Regions from separate parts of the Homo sapiens genome. Here region 2 is linked to region 1. The links are chromatin contacts, found by Hi-C or POLR2A ChIA-PET in ENCODE. All regions are on one chromosome and are shown on one strand. Each heading gives the region's core, a stretch centred on a gene start or an enhancer-like site at or near the end of the contact. The rest is flanking DNA. Distances are from core to core; before and after follow the strand shown. Region 1 overlaps KANSL1 (KAT8 regulatory NSL complex subunit 1). Region 2 overlaps KANSL1 (KAT8 regulatory NSL complex subunit 1).

Region 1 (7,929 bases), core at 3,931-6,430:
CTTACGACAGAGTGAAAACTAGACCCAACTTCAAACTGAGATAGGATTTTATACTTCACAAAAATTAAAGTTAGTTATTTAGATTTTATTAGAAATAGCTCAGCACGTAAAGTCCTCAAAGGAAACAGACATACAGTCAAAAAAAACCATTACTGCGGGGCGCAGTGGCTCACGCCTGTAATCCCAGCACTTTGGGAGGCCAAGGCAGGCGGATCACGAGGTCAGAGGATCAAGACCATCCTGGCTAACACGGTGAAACCCCGTCTCTACTAAAAACACAAAAAATTAGCCGGGCGTGGTGGTGCGTGCCTGTACTCCCATCTACTAGGCATGCTGAGGCAGGAGAATGGTGTGAACTCGGGACACGGAGCTTGCAGTGAGCCGAGATGGCACCAATGCACTCCAGCCTGGGCAACAGAGCGCGACTCCGTCTCAAAAAACAAAAACCAACAACAACAAAACATTATTAAACTATAATAATGTTTTCTATCAAGACACAAAATATTAAAAGTAGATCAGGAAGGAATAATAAGTCAATTCATTATCAACCTTGTGACTCTTCTGTCCAGCCTCTTCCAGAGGTTCCCTTTACTTTTAAGTGCAATGCAATCTTTAACCTTAACTCTAAAAACTCATTTAGAGTCCTCCAATTTCTTATCAGTTTTCCAATACAGCTCAAGAACTTTTCCATCAGTGAATAAAAGTTGCATTACTTTTCCCTTTCACAGCTTGTTGGCAGGGAATTATTTTAAATGTACAACAAAAATCTATAAATCTGTAGCTTCCAAAAGAGTGTTTGAAAATATATTTTAAATGGCAAAATAATCTCAGTAATCAACAGTAATACTGAAGTAATGTTTGAAAATTACATTTTTAGAAAGTATAAAGTTACATTTATTACAAGTGAAGAAAAAAATTTTTATGAGGGAATGTTTTTAAAAAGGGTTACAAATTCTTTGACACTTCTCCCAATGAGAGGCAGATTTCTGTCAATTCCCCCTCAAATCTGAGGGAGCTTGTGACCACTTTGGTCAACAGAATATGGTGGATGTGGTACTAGATGACTTTCCAGGACAGGTTATAAATGGGTATGCAGCTTCAACTGAGCACAGAGACTTCATGTTAAGAGATATTATAACCCTGAGAATTCCATGCTGAACAGCCATGTGCACACAGTACTTGACGAAGCAACCCAGCCAAGCAAAGCTTTCTAGCCATTCCTTAAAAGCTGCCAGACTTATGGGTGAAGAAACTATCTCACAAATTTGTGTATGGACTCTCCTTCCAGTAACGTAAATTCCAAGAGAGTAGGAATTCGTCTTTGTTTTATTCACTGATGTATCCACACCATTTTAATAGTTTCCTTTTATGTATGCAGTAAGCATTCAATAAAGGTCTGTTAAATAGATATTAGTGATGGTGGCAGTGGCAGGTGGAGAAGGGGATATCCTATTCATGAATAGTTCACAGCAGTAACCATGTGCATGCCTCGCAAAGCAGCCAAAGATTTTCAGAGAGTCTATCTAATTCCAATGAAAAGCCCAGGCTTTTAAAACGGTATTTTACAAAGACTGATGGATCTGACTAAAGAAATTTAAAACTTCTATCATTCAAAAACCATAAAAATTAAAACATAAATAAATAAAAAGCTAGGGAAAACAATTTGCATTTTAATTATGCTTTTAAAATGCAAAAAAACCCTTTCAAATAACTCAAAAAGACACAAAGATTTACAGATTTCTTTATATAAAAAAGTGACAAATAAATACAAAAGAAATACACTACTAAATCAACCAAATAAAATAATCCAAGAATGTCTTTTTTGTTTATTAAATTGGAAATTCTTTAAAAACTACTATCTGTTAGGCTTCAGAACACTGCTGACAAAACAGCAGTTTCATTCTGGAGAACATAACATTTCTCAAAAGCCTTAAAACTGTCATTATCCCATGACCACTCCCCACTACCCCCACCCCAGAAAAAGTCCACATCTAGAAATTTAACCTAAGGTAATAATCTGTGATATGAAGCAAGCTTTACACACAATGTTTTTAAACTCTTAGATAAAAGAGCACTAACTGAGGGTCATGTTCCCGACGTTAGTTTTATTTGCTTGTAGTTGGGTTTTCTTCGGCCTTCACAAGTGTGTCAAAAAAAATTCAGTAAGTTGCCAGCATTTTAAAATCTATTGCACACAAACACAAGATCTGCCAGCACTGGGTCTGCAAGCCTCTTAATGACTATTAGCTAAACAGTAGCCAATCCCTTCAGATGTGGCACATGATACACAGTTCAAAATCATCCCTAATCTGAAAGCTTGGTTCATTTACATTAGATGCTTTATCTTCTAAAGTTATCTCAGTTGGAAGCCCTACACTAGAGATCAAACTTTAAGCATGCAGGGCTTGCTAAACGCTGATTGGTGGGCCCCACCCCCAGAGTTTCCGACTCAGGACATCTGAAATGGGGTCCCAGAATTTACATTTCTAGCAGATTTCTAGGTGATGGTCCAAAGACTACACTTTGATGGTCTAGAGACCACATTTTGATGAACTTTCCTTGCTGAAGCCAGAGAGAGGCCTAGCATCCTTTGAATTACACAATTACAGGATACTTAAACAATATTGGAGATTCCATTAATGGGGGAGGGAGGCAAGGAAGAGTAGAAAAGCCGACGGATAAACAACCAATAGTCAGTGCACTGCTTCCCTCTATCAGAGGTGGAAAACCATTGCCCTACACTAAATTTAAGAATAATCCTAGATTAAGTTGCTAGTCCAAATTTTCTATTCTACATTCTTTCTCATGGGCCTTATCCATTTCTCAAGGTTTAATGACCTCTTCTACACTTCATGGATAAAATAACAGGGGTAAACAAAAATTGTGGTAAAAGATCCCACGTAGCTCCAATATTTTATGACTAACAAATGTGTATCACCAGCCTTAATATTTTCTACTGAATTTGCTTTCTCCAGCTGGATCCTATACATAGCAGCTTTTGCTGAATGCTTCCTTTGTTCCGGGCATTGTGCTACAACATTACATGACTTTTCATCATTTCATCATTATAACAACTCTATGAAACGGTGCCTACTATCCCCATACTACAGATGGAGAAAAAGAGGTCATTTGTCAAGGGGTTAGGTCATTTGTCAGAGAAGCAAGCACAGGTAAAATCTACATCTGTATACGGGTAATCTGGCTCCAGAGTCCTCAATTTTCTTTTTCTTTTTTTTTTTTTTGAGATGGGGAGTCTCGCTCAGTTGCCCAGGCGCAATCTTGGTTCACTGCAACCTCCGCTTCCCAGGTTCAACTGATCTCGTACCTCAGCCTCCCGGGTAGCTGGAATTACAGGTGCACGCCACCACGTCCAGCTAATTTTTGTATTTTTAGTAAAGACGAGGTTTCACCATGTTGGCCAGGCTGCTCTCAAACTCCTGACCTCAAGAGAGCTGCCCACCTCGGCCTCCCAAAGCGCTGGGGATACAGGCGTGAGCCACCACACCCGGCCCAGAGTCCTGAATTTTAACCACTACACTTCATCTAAAATTCAACTTGTACAAATTCCAATCTTTCATCTAAAACTAGCTCTTCCTCTAAACTTGCCTACTGTCAATGTTTTCACCTTCCTGCTCAGGCTGCCAGGCTCCAAATCACTAAGTTCCTACCATAATTAAGTCCTTCTACATTTCACATCTGTCTTTTTCTTTTTATTTCAATTGACCTAAATGTCCTTATTCACCCTTCACCTGGCCTCTAAAATGCCTAGTATTTCTGCTTCTAGTCTTACACCCAACGGTGCTCCTCACTCATTGCCTATGGGTCAAAGGCCAGCTTATTTAACATCAAATTCAATTTAAGACCTTACCTACCTCTTGGATCCATTTCTGTGGTTCCACAAACAGATTAAAAATTATACTTAAAACACACCAACACACATGCAGAGCTTTATTTCTGAAGAAGAAGAGAGAGGGGTGGAAAGGAAAAAACTTAAGAAACAATGTTCAATCTGAAAGTATCACTTCTAAGTGGAAGGCTACAAGGGATAATTAATAGCTACCAAAACTGAACACTGAAACATCACATCCCTCTTTCATGGAGCCATGTAAGTTAAAAAAGAATCTTAAACTGTTGAGGTATATCAACATAGACAAAATCTGAATGCCAAAGTGAGTTTCACTCTAGGATCAGGTTATCTGGCAGCTCCTGAAACAGGACAGTTTCAGGAACCCTGTACAAACCTCAGTGAAATGAAATAACTTCAAGCTGTTTGTTACAGGGGACTCTTGTGTCTTTTAGTCTAAGTAAAAGCAGCAATTTTCTACAATATATTTATATAAGCTGTGCATTTCCATGAAAGAAAGGAGGTCTACTGTGGATATATGCTTGGTATGAAATTATGTCAGAAACAAGTGGGAGCGAGGGGCAAGTCAACATGCTGTCACTAAATAAAAGACAGACCCCCAGAAATGACCTCAACAATCAAAGAAAACATGATAGTGTAAGTTAACATGATTAATTTTTTAAATTAATAGACTATATTTTAAAGTAATTTGAGGTTTAATGAACTGAGTAGACAGCAGAGTACCCATATACCCTCCCTTCCATTTCCTTTGCACATTTATTATACTTAATGAGCCAATACTTGCATATTCTTATTAACCAAAGTCCATTTACATCAAGGTTCGCTTTGTTTTGAATTTTGACAAATGTAAAACATGTACTTACCACGAAATTTTACAATATGCAATACCAAAAAATACAGCTAGATTCAAAGAGAGAATGTTTCAGCATCTCATTATCTTTATCACAGTAACATAAACTGAACTCCGATCTTCTCCCCTGCTCCCACCTAGTTTTCCCAGTCTTCCCATCTCAGTAAAGAGCAATACCTTCCATCCACTTGCTCAGACCAAAAATTCCTTCCTCTTTTATAACCCATACATCCAGCCCATCAGCAAATCCTACCTGCTCTAACTTCAAAATATATCCAGAATTGAACCTTAATTCTCACACTTTACCACCACCACTGGAACCCAAGACACCATTCTCTCACTAGGTTATTATAGTAGCCCCCTAACTCTTTTTTTTTTTTTTGCTTCTGTCCACAAACTAATCAGATCATGTCACTCCTCTACTCAAAGCAGGAACTGGCATTCTACCTTAGAGCAAGAGCTACAATCCTCACAACAGGCCTACTAGGTTCCACACAACCTGTCTCCACCTACCTCAGTTCCCTTTTCTGTCTATGACTTCACCTCCTGTGTCCTCTTCACCACTTGCTGTTGAAGCTACACTGGTTTGCTTGCCGGATTACTTCAGGCAGTCTCTGTCCTTAAAGTTTTGGCACTGGCTGTTCTTTTTGTCCAAAATATCTTCCACAAATGCTCACACAGCTGACTTCACATCCTGACACAAATATCACTTTCATAGTTAGGCCTTTTTCCCTGATGACCCTATTTATCACTGCATTGTTTTCCCCTGTACTCCTTATCCCTCTTACCTGCTTTATTTTTTTCTGCATAGCATTTGCTGCAACCAAATATATATTCTACTTTGTTATTTTATTGACCCCCCCACCCCACTAGAAAATAAATGCAGCAACTGAGGTTTCTGGCCTTAAAAAGCACTTAGTAATTATTTGTTGAATGAATAAACTATGGTGTACAGATTCTCCTCAACTTACAATGGGGGTTTTGTCCCAATAAACCCATCATAATTTGAAAATATCATAAGATGAAAATGCATTTAACGCACCTAACCTACTGAACATCAAAGCTTAGCTGGGCCTACCTTAACGTGCTCAGAACACATACATTATCCTACAGTTGGGCAAAATCATCTAACACAAAGCCTATTTTATAACAAAGCATGAATAACTCATTTACTGAAGACTGTACTGAAAGTGAAAACAACGGCTGTGGGTACTCAAAGTACAGTTTCCAGTTTTCACACGATAATAAAGTTGAAAAACCATAATTTGAACTATAGTAAGTTGGGGACCATCTGTCAAGGTTCCTAAAGGTGACATACAGGTGCTAGCAACTACAGTCTAAAAAAATAAAGCCCCAATTCTCAACAAATCAGTAACTGATTCTGGAAACACAGAAGTTCCTTTGACTCTCTTAAAGGCTTCAAGCCCCTCTATCAGAAAAAAATGTCTACAGTTTGAGGAGACTAGCCTGCTGCCTTCGGGATGTCCCCATCTGTTTTCTAGCCACTAACACAGCCACAAAGCATACCACACTTAGGAACAGATCTATGGGTAGGACACAAGCATATTTAGGCTGCTATCATAAAGATAAAGATGCATTCAGCCATAAATACTTAAACAAGTATTCATACTGGAAATATGAAACACTTTTAATCATATTCCTAACAAAAGTACCACGAGATTAACTGGCTGAGAAATAATGGGGGTGATCTCCTATCGACTACAAAAGTGGGTTAGAAACTGAAGTAATCTAACCTCATCAAGCAAGTAAAGCTTCACTTTACTGCACTTTGCAGATGCTGTTTTAAAAAAAAACAAATTCAATGTTTATGGCAACCCTGCATCAAGCAAGTCTATTAGCGTCATTCTTCCAACAGCGTGCACTCACTTCATGTCCATGTGACACATTTGGGTAATTCTCACAATATTTCAAATGTTTTCATTATCTGTTATGATGATCTGTGATCAGTGATCTCTGACACTGCCATTGTAATTTCTGGAGGTACCACGAACCGCACCCATAAAAGATGGAAAACTTAACTGATAAAAATGTGTGTTCTCACTACTCCACTGAATGGCCATTCCCCTGTCTCTCTCCCTCTCCTCTTGTTTCCCTATTCCCTGAAACACAACAATATTGAAATTAGGCCAATTAGTAACTCCTCAATGGCCTTTAAGTGTTCAAGTGGAAGAGTCTACAGCTCTCGCTTTAAATCAAAAGCTAGAAATAGACACTTGCGGATGTTTTCTGGTAAAATAGCTGAAAGAAAAGAATTTTTTTTAGAGACGGGGCGCAGTGGCTCATGCCTGTAATCCCAACACTTTGGGAGGCGGCGGCAGGCGGATCACCTGAGGTCAAGAGTTTGAGACCAGCCTGGCCAACATGGCGAAACCCCCTCTCTACTAAAAATACAAAAATTATGTGGGTGTGGCATTGCGCACTTGTAGTCCCAGCTACTCAGGAGGCTGAGGCAGGAGAATCACTTGAGCCCGGGAGGCAGAGGTTGCAGTGAGCCAAGATCGTGCCACCACACTCCAGCCTGGGCGGCAGAGCGAGACTCCATCTCAAAAAAGAAAAAGAATATATATTTTTTAAAAGCTAGAAGTGATTAAGCTTCTGAGAAAGGTATGTTGAAAGCCAACATAGGCTGAAAGTAAGGCCTCTTGTACCAGTTAGCAAACTTGTAAATGCAAAAGTTCTTGGAGAAAATTTAAAAAGTGCTACTCCAGTGAACACACAAATCGTAAGCAAGAGAAGCAGCTTTATTGCTGATATGGACAAAGTTTTAGTGGTCTGTATAGATCAAACCAGCCACAACATTCCATTAAACTGAAAGCCTAATCCAGAACAAGACCCTAATCCTCTTCAATTCCATGAAGACTGAGAGAGGTGAGGAAGCTGCAGAAGCAAAGTCTGAAGATGACGGAGGCTGCTTTACGAAGTTTAAGGAAATAAGCCATCTCCAATAACCTAAAAGTGCAAGGTGAAGCAACAAGTGCTGATGGAGAAGCTGTGGCAAGTTATCCAGAAGATCTAGCTAAGATCATCGATGAAGATGGCTCCATTAAACAACATGTCAGCAATGTAGAAAAAACAGCATTCTATTGGAAGACACAATCCAAAACTTTTGTGGCTAGAGAGTAGAAAGGAGAAATCCTGTCTTCAAAGAGAGGAGAATGCTTGACTTCAAAGCTTCAAAGGACAGCCTCTCTTG
Region 2 (7,929 bases), core at 2,012-4,511, 77 kb before region 1:
TACAAATGGAGACTGTTTTACCTTTTCTTTCCAATCTGTATTCCTTTTTTACTTCTTGCCTATTACTCTGACTGGAACCTCTGGTGCTGATGTACAACTTTTAGATTTTCCTTTTCATGTTTTCAATATTCTGACATTTCACCACCATGGATAGCGGTGTGAGTCTGTTTTCAAGCTTCTGCAAAGCTTTCCAGGGATATTCAAATCTAAAAGCCAGCACATTTTTCCTCACCTCCCAGTTCCTCCTGGGAATCGGTAACCACTTGGGGCATGCTCAGAAGTTCCCGCCAGAGTCCCTATCCACTGCTTCAGAATAGAATGAAACACCACTACTTCAAGGAAGAAGGCTCTGGTGGGGTGAGAGGACAGGAAAGGAAAATCTAACCTAGCTATTCCAAAATGAGTCCAAATTTATCACCCAGACAAATGCCCAGGTCCTATCACTACTCCTTCTGCCCTTTAATTCTGGGTCAAAAACCTCCTGTAATCAGTTCCCACCTCACAGCAACTTACTCCTGGCATGTGCTTTGGGCTATCTTTCTATTTATTTCTTCACAGTTATCTTGTCTTTATCCATCTTTCAAAAATAATTACAAATTCCAGTCACTGATAGCATGTCTTCTAGAACTATTAGAAATTTATTTTGTGTGTGTGTGTGTGTGTGTGTGTGTGTGTGTATATTTTTTTTTTTTTGAGACGGAGTCTTGCTGTCGCCCAGGCTGGAGTGCAGTGGTACCATCTCGGCTCACTGCAAGCTCCGCTTCCCAGGTTCATGCCATTCTCCTGCCTCAGCCTCCTGAGTAGGTGGGACTACAGGCACCCGCCACCTCGCCCGGCTAGTTTTCTGTATTTTCAGTAGAGACGGGGTTTCACTGTGTTAGCCAGGATGGTCTCGATCTCGACCTCGTGATCCACCTGCCTCGGCCTCCCAAAGTGCTGGGATTACAGGCGTGAGCCACTGCACCCGGCCTGTTTAATATATTTTCTAAAAGCTTATGGGGTTTTGGGTCCCATAGAGCACAGAGGATATGCTCAATCTGAACTGAGGATAAGAAGGCAGGGAAGAGACGTCTAAATTAACATTACTGAACCCATTATTATCTGCCAGGCACTGTGTGTTTATCATCATGCGTGTGCCACTTAATCTTTGTAACAGTTCCATGAGGCAAACACAATTATGCTTATTTTAAAGATAGGGAACAGGTGCAGAAAGGTACATTAACTATGTCCAAGGTTACATAGTTTAATGAGTAACAACCAACTTTCAAACTCAAGATTATACAACCCTAAAGCCCATACTCTTAGACAATATACCTTGAGGCTACTCACTGATCCAGAGGATGGAGAGGATTCTGTAGTAAAGTCAATTATTTCTCAAATTACTCCCAAGAAATAGACAGTACAAAATATTTTCCAAGCCAGTTCTGCAGAGTAAAAGAAATTTAGCCACTCCTGCCTATGGTATAGATGATGAATTTCATGACACTGAATGTTATGCCTTCGAGGACTGAATGTTAGGCCTTCCAGGACTGGAATAAAAATCTGAGTTGGGGAAAAAAAAAAAAAAAAAAAGCTAACATTCTCAGGGATGATTTTTCCCAGTGGGTAAGCACCCTCAGCTCCATGATTGCTGGGCTTTATGACAGTGAAACAAATTAGGAAAACTATTAAAGTTTTAATGAAAACAAACATTTGCTACCTGTCCAAGTGTAAAAACACAGTCTCTGAGGACAGTGCTGTCTTCTCAAACATTTTTCATAATCACTCTTTTCCACACTTAAAAACTCAGCTATACCAAATCCTAGGAAATAAAGCATTGTCTAGAAGCATTCGGCCCTGTAAAACAATCTGAAAGCTGGGCTGAGCTGGAATGTATAAAAGAGGCTCAAGAAAGGAGACGAGGTCACTTCTGCCCATCCCACAATACCCCTTTGTCAGCAGAAGAGTTACTCCCACTTGGCAAAGGCTGTGTATGTTTTGTATATATATGTAATGGAACTCCAAAAAACATAGATTTTATTTTTTCCTTTTATTTTCCCCCATCGTTCTCCCAAATCTGAAAATGAAGCCAGGAAAAAAAAAAGGGACAGGGATATGAGAGACCTGGTTATAGTGAAAACAGCAATGACTAGAAACAAGTAGGCCTGGATTCAGGTCCTGGTTCTATCTCGAGTAGAAGGAGAAAGCAAGAACAAATCATTCAGCTGGGCTTTAGTTCCACCTGTGAAATGAGGCAGTGGGGCTAGATCAGGGCTGGCAACATTCTAGCATTCATTCTCTAACCCTCCTGTTGTACTGGAGGTACAAACACAGCTGTCTTTCCTGTTGTACTGGAGACCTCAGATTCTTCCCAAACAATACATTAAATAACTCCAGACAGTTACTGTCAATTCATTTGAATAGGCACAAGAAAGGACATCTATTTGTTACTGCTAGATTATATGACTGCTATGAGTCTCTCAACTCTAAAATGTTTAGTCAATGACTCTTCAACTGGAACTCCACTCCTAAACCCTTCCCCTCAACTAAATGCTCTTAAGTGCAAGTTGGCACATTGTAGAACCCAAGTCATGGAACACTACCTTGTACTCTCCAGTTGACGTATTAAGCGGAATCAAGAGCGATTCCTCTTTAAACCCAGTATAAACAGTTTAAGGAACTCCAGCTGCTAGACTTTGTTAGAAGTTTGCTGTGTTGCCTTTTAATTGCTTCCATGTTAAGAGTGAACAGGAACCCAGTTAGATCCCCCAGTCAGTAAAAAAAAAAAAAAAAGATATCTTAGGAATTGCTGGTTGAGTTCATATACTAACTAGTAAGTGATAATACCTAGGTTCTGTGAAGAGTTAAAAATCTAAAATAGACTGGATACGGGACCTGAAAGTAAGCAAAAAAAGGGATATGAAATGGAAGAGAACACACCAGAGATCCATTCAGCTAGAGGTCTCCTACATTCCATACCCACATAGGTAAACTGCTATTTTCAGAGAAGAGGGTGCTGATCCTTATCAGGTAAATAACAGGAAAATAAGACGAATTACTAATGTCATCCTTAAGTTACTGTTTCCTCAAACAAAATGAAAGATGAATGAGAAGACCCTGACTTCAGGATGACTAGGGTCTGACATTCCACGATTCACCTGGCTGTCTGGCTCCTTACTTTCCACCATTTTCTCAGGCGCACTTTTTCCGGGTGTTTTGTAATGCTCACTTCTTCCTCCTGCTGGGAAGTTGCTGTAGCCTCATGTGCAGGGTTTGGCAAGCTCTCTCAAAATACCACAGATCTTCATGGCCAGCAGGTGGTGCTCTTATTAAGCCCCTTTTATAAAGTTAACAAGCTTTTCTCCAAGGTTATATATCCTCTACATTTCCAACTAAGGATTAACTGGATTTGATTACTTGAGGTGATAAAACAAAGCCCCCTTCCTGCTGGAATACTAACAGGTTATTATACCCTAGTCTCTCCACCTTCCACAGCCAGGCGTAGAGTTGGCTATAACACAGTCCCTCAATTTCTATCACCCACACACACTTAATGAGAGGGGCTGAGGTACAGTCAAGGTGCGAGGCACAACTCCAGGATGAAAAGCAGCAGTTGGTTGTTATTCTAACAAACTACACAAACTGGTTAGGAAACAGCACTAAAACTACTTAAAAAAATATCTGTCCTATGGGGCCAGAAAACAGCTAAGTATCACATTCAAACAATTTTCTGCCTTTATGTCTGGTATAAATGTAACTATATGGAATCAATGAATCAAAATCATTTTTAACCTTGTTATGAAAAAAAAAAAAGTTGGAAATCCTGCCACTTTAAAACATCTTCTAGAGAAGAGGTTGTAAGGGTGGCCCAGTAGTAAAATCTACCACACAAATGTTTGACCTACACAGTCGTATGCCAAGCTGCTAGCCTTCACTGTTATTTACTGCTATACAATGATGTACAGGGAATCCCAAGACTTCAGGGGGTGTGTTATTTACACGGGATATTATGTGAATGGTGCCCTTTGGAGTTGGCTATCTCTGCACCCATGGGAATCTTCTGATTTCCAAATGGACTGCATTCTGAATGTGGCAGTTGTTTGGGTCAAAGCAAAATTATTCCAACAGGAATAATATTAGACATGGTAATCAGGTCTTCAGGTCAACCAACTGAGGTGTAATTAATCTACAGGCAAATACAGTAGTTAATAGAGCCTACATGTAAAAATATATATATATCTCCACAGTCTCATAAGGAGAATTTAATGACCAACTTTTTCGTCCAAACCCCAGGGCCATAGCTAGAAGCTCTTCGTGTGTGTGTGAGACATAGACAGAAAAACAAATAGGATTAGATGCAGGAAAATAAAAACCATAAAGACCAGAAAAGGGGGAGTGTTCCCTATCTTTCTTTCCATTCCCCCTCATTGCTGCCTGTAGTTGCTCTGAATGATGGTGTGGGAGGTGTAAGGTATGCGGCAGGGCAGCATTCATGTCAGATCTATAGTGTCCTGCAGTCAGCAGGACAGAAAATGTTCAAGGGAAATGGAACCTCTTAGTAGAGATGCTGAATGATGGAACAGGAGCTGAGAGACACACAGTCTGGGTATATCTGAGGGTGGGGGAGGTTATTTGCAACTGTATGTGGTAATGCTGTTGACAAAGAAATGACTGTTCTGTTTAGCAGGTGATATCCAATGAGTGTGCTTAAGTGTCCGGGCTTCCTGTCCTTCTTCAAGTATGAGACTATACAATTCAACACAGTAATTCAGAGAGTAACCCAACAAACATTCCTAAGTCTTCCTAGTGGCGCTGTCTGTAGCCAGAATCCCAAAAAGGGTAAAAATCTGACTCCTCTTAATAATCTGTCTGGAAAGGAACTTGAAATATAGTAAAAGGAAGGACAGGCATCAGATAATCTGGGTCTGAACTGTGAAGGCATTCAAACCCATTAGCCATTTAGTTTTAGATAAGCCACAACCTTACCAAGCCTGTTCCTTGAGCACTAACACTGAAGTAACACCTTACAAAATTTCTGGGCCGGGCATGGTGGCTCATGCCTATAATCCCAGCACTTTAGGAAGCCAAGATGGGTAGATCGCTTGGGCCCAAGAGTTTGAGACCAGCATGGGCAACACGGGGAAACCTCTTCTCTACTAAAAATGCAAAAAATTAGCCAGGCATGGTGGTGTGCACCTGTAGTCCCAGCTACCCACTGAAGTGGGAGAATCACCTGATCCTGGGAGGCCGATGCTGCAATGAGCCAAAAACCACACCACTGCATTCTAGCCTGAGTGACAGAGTGAGACTCTGTCAAAAAAAAAAAAAAAAAAAAAAAAAAAAGCCAGGTGCGGTGGCTCATGCTTGTAATCCCAGCACTTTGGGAGGCCAAGACGGGTGGATCACGAGGTCAGGAGTTCAAGACCCTCCTGGCCAATATGGTGAAACCCCCATCTCTACTAAAAGTACAAAAATTAGCCGGGCGTGGTGGCGCGTGCCTGTAGTCCCAGCTACTCAGGAGGCTGAGGCAGGAGAATTGCTTGAACTTGGGAGGCGGAGGTTGCAGTGACCCGAGATTGCACGACTGCACTCCAGCCTGGGTGACAGAGCAAAACTGTCTCAAAAGTAAAAAAAAAAAAAAAAAAAGAATTTTGAAAGCAGCATATGAGACAAATATGAGAAGAGTACTACAAACTTTAAAATGCTATACAAATAGTAACTGCAGTTACATGGGCTACATAAATCCAATGGCAAGGGAAGGTAAAAGTCAGTGACTCTGGAATCTGAAGCACAGAGGAAAATGTTTTAGTGTTTTCCACTCATTGTGTTCAAGTTTATTTATTGCTCCACCAGCTCCTGACTATCCATGTGTTCCAGGTTTTCTGTTTCCTTTCTCTTACAAGAAATCACATGGCCACAGGAATATTACACCACATCCTTATCACAGCTAGGGGGTTTTGGTAACAAAAGCCAAAAATCCCGGTATCTACTGGATTTAGGTGGCCAGAAATGCAATCATTTGAAGAACAGATGCAGAACAGGGGATTATAGTTATCTAATGTTTGATCAACTGTCAATTAGAAGGATTCTCTCTAGGACAAGGGTTAGCAATGATTGTTTTTATAAATAAACTTTTGTTGCAACACAATCAGGTTCATTTGTTCACATATTGTCTATGGCTGCTTTTGTGCTACAATGACAGGGTTGAGCAGTTGTGACATGAACTGACATCAATTATATGGCCTGCAAAGCCTAAGATATTTACCATATGGCCCTTGAAGAAAAAGTTCAGGCCGGGCGTGGTGGTTTACACCTGTAATCCCAGCACTTTGAGAGGCCAAGATGGGTGGATCACTTGAGCTCAGTTCAAAACCAGCCTGGGCAATATAGCAAGACCCCATCTTTGTAGGGGGCGGGAGGCGGGGAAGCAGGTTGTGGTGGTGCACACTTGTAGTCCCAGATACTTAGGAGGCTGAAGTGGGAGGACTGTTTAGAGCCCAGGAAGTCAAGGTTGCAGTGAGCTGTGATCACTCCACTGAACTCCAGCTTAGGGCACCGAGCAAGACCCTGTATCTAAAAAATAAAAATTAAAAAAAAAAAAAAAACAAAAAAAAAACTTACAGACTACCTGGGAGATATTATGAAGAACAGCATGGAGCCCTTATCCTCAGGGAGATTACATCCCATCCCTTCCCCACTCCCCCCGCCACCAAGACAGGGTCTCACTACCGTTCCCCAGGCTGCAGTGCATTGGCTCAATCATGGCTCACTGCGGCCAAGACTTCCTGGGCTCAGCTGATCCTCCCACCTCAGCCTGCTGAGTAGCTGGGACGACAGGCGTGTGCCACCACGCCCAGTTAATTCTTGTGTTTTTAGTAGAGATAGGGTTTTGCCATGTTGCCCATGCTGGTCTCAAACTTCTGACCTCAGATGATGAACCCGCCACGGCCTCCAAAAGTGCCAGGATTACAGGTGTGAGCCACTGTGCCTGGTCCCTAAAATTTAAATAACAGAAAGCAAATACACAAACAGCCATAACATAATTCATTAACATATTGATAAAACACAATAGGGTAGGTGCAGTGGCTCCTGACTGTAATCCCAGCACTTTAGGGAGGCCGAGGCGGGTGGATCACCTGAGGTCAGGAGTTGGAGACCAGCCTGGCCAACATGGTAAAACCCCATCTCTACTAAAAATACAAAAAAATTAGCCAGGCGTGGTGGCATACGACTGTAGTCCCAGCTACTTGGGAGGCTGAGACAAAACTGCTTGAACCCAGGAGGTGGGGGCTGCAGTGAGCCAACATCACACCACTGCACTACAGCCTGGGCAACAAAAGCGAGACTCTGTCTCAAAACAAAACAACAACAAAAACAAAAACCCACCAGTGATTTGAGAGGAAATTCCTACCTTCTGTAGGCTGGGCACAGATCATGAGATTACGTGAAAATTCAATGAAACCAATCCAGATTATGAAAGCGCTGGCTTCCATCTAGAATAGTGGTTTCAAAATGTCTTTGCTCATGCACCCCCATTTGATATGTGATTTTTAAAAAATCATAATTTCAGATAGTTGTAAAGATTATATTTGAATACTACATAATGCTTTAAAAACATTTTTATCAAAACTTTGGCATGTAAATATATTTAGCTTCATTAATTGAAAAAAAAAACTTCTTTTAAACTTATTTAGCTAATCAGACTTTAGATATTAACTCAGTATTTATTCTAAGACAGACAAGGAATAGGACCATGTAACTGAGCTCAGACCCATCCCAGCCACTCGAAGAGTTAGAGGGAAATCTCTTAGTTGCAATCTTTTAGTGGTACCCTCTGGTTTGGTAGATCTGTTGCAGTCTTTTTGGAGAATTCTAAGAGAAGACTTGGTTGATAGGAGTTCCTGAGTTATCTCTATTTTATTTTTAAAATTCAAAACTTTTTTGCTTAAT

The links. Hi-C counts contacts between places; a loop is a spot of excess contacts on that map. ChIA-PET counts read pairs that join two places held with the same protein, here RNA polymerase II (POLR2A). Pooled maps may share reads with other maps.
Region 2: a loop to region 1 is called in a pooled map, with 2.4 times the contacts of the local background. The contact joins two enhancer-like sites. A Hi-C loop is called at or near these places in 3 of 168 maps with a recorded cell type or tissue (endothelial cell of hepatic sinusoid, head of caudate nucleus and pancreas), 2 of 37 single-sample maps with no recorded cell type and 7 of 50 pooled maps. POLR2A ChIA-PET finds 5 or more read pairs at or near these places in 7 of 52 experiments (Caco-2, GM12878, HEK293 and 4 more).

What each region holds. Positions count from the first base shown.
Region 1 is chr17:46,116,096-46,124,024 of GRCh38, forward strand. All of the region lies in intron 2 of KANSL1 (KAT8 regulatory NSL complex subunit 1), which reads right to left. Among named protein-coding and RNA genes, the nearest start is that of KANSL1, 73 kb to the right of the region's middle. Within about 2 kb of position 5,181, at least 3 of the 41 ENCODE cell types and tissues checked have a DNase peak (open chromatin) inside an H3K27ac peak, as active enhancers do.
Region 2 is chr17:46,041,235-46,049,163 of GRCh38, forward strand. The region is part of intron 7 of KANSL1 (KAT8 regulatory NSL complex subunit 1); the gene reads right to left. Among named protein-coding and RNA genes, the nearest start is that of STH, 46 kb to the left of the region's middle. Within about 2 kb of position 3,262, at least 11 of the 41 ENCODE cell types and tissues checked have a DNase peak (open chromatin) inside an H3K27ac peak, as active enhancers do.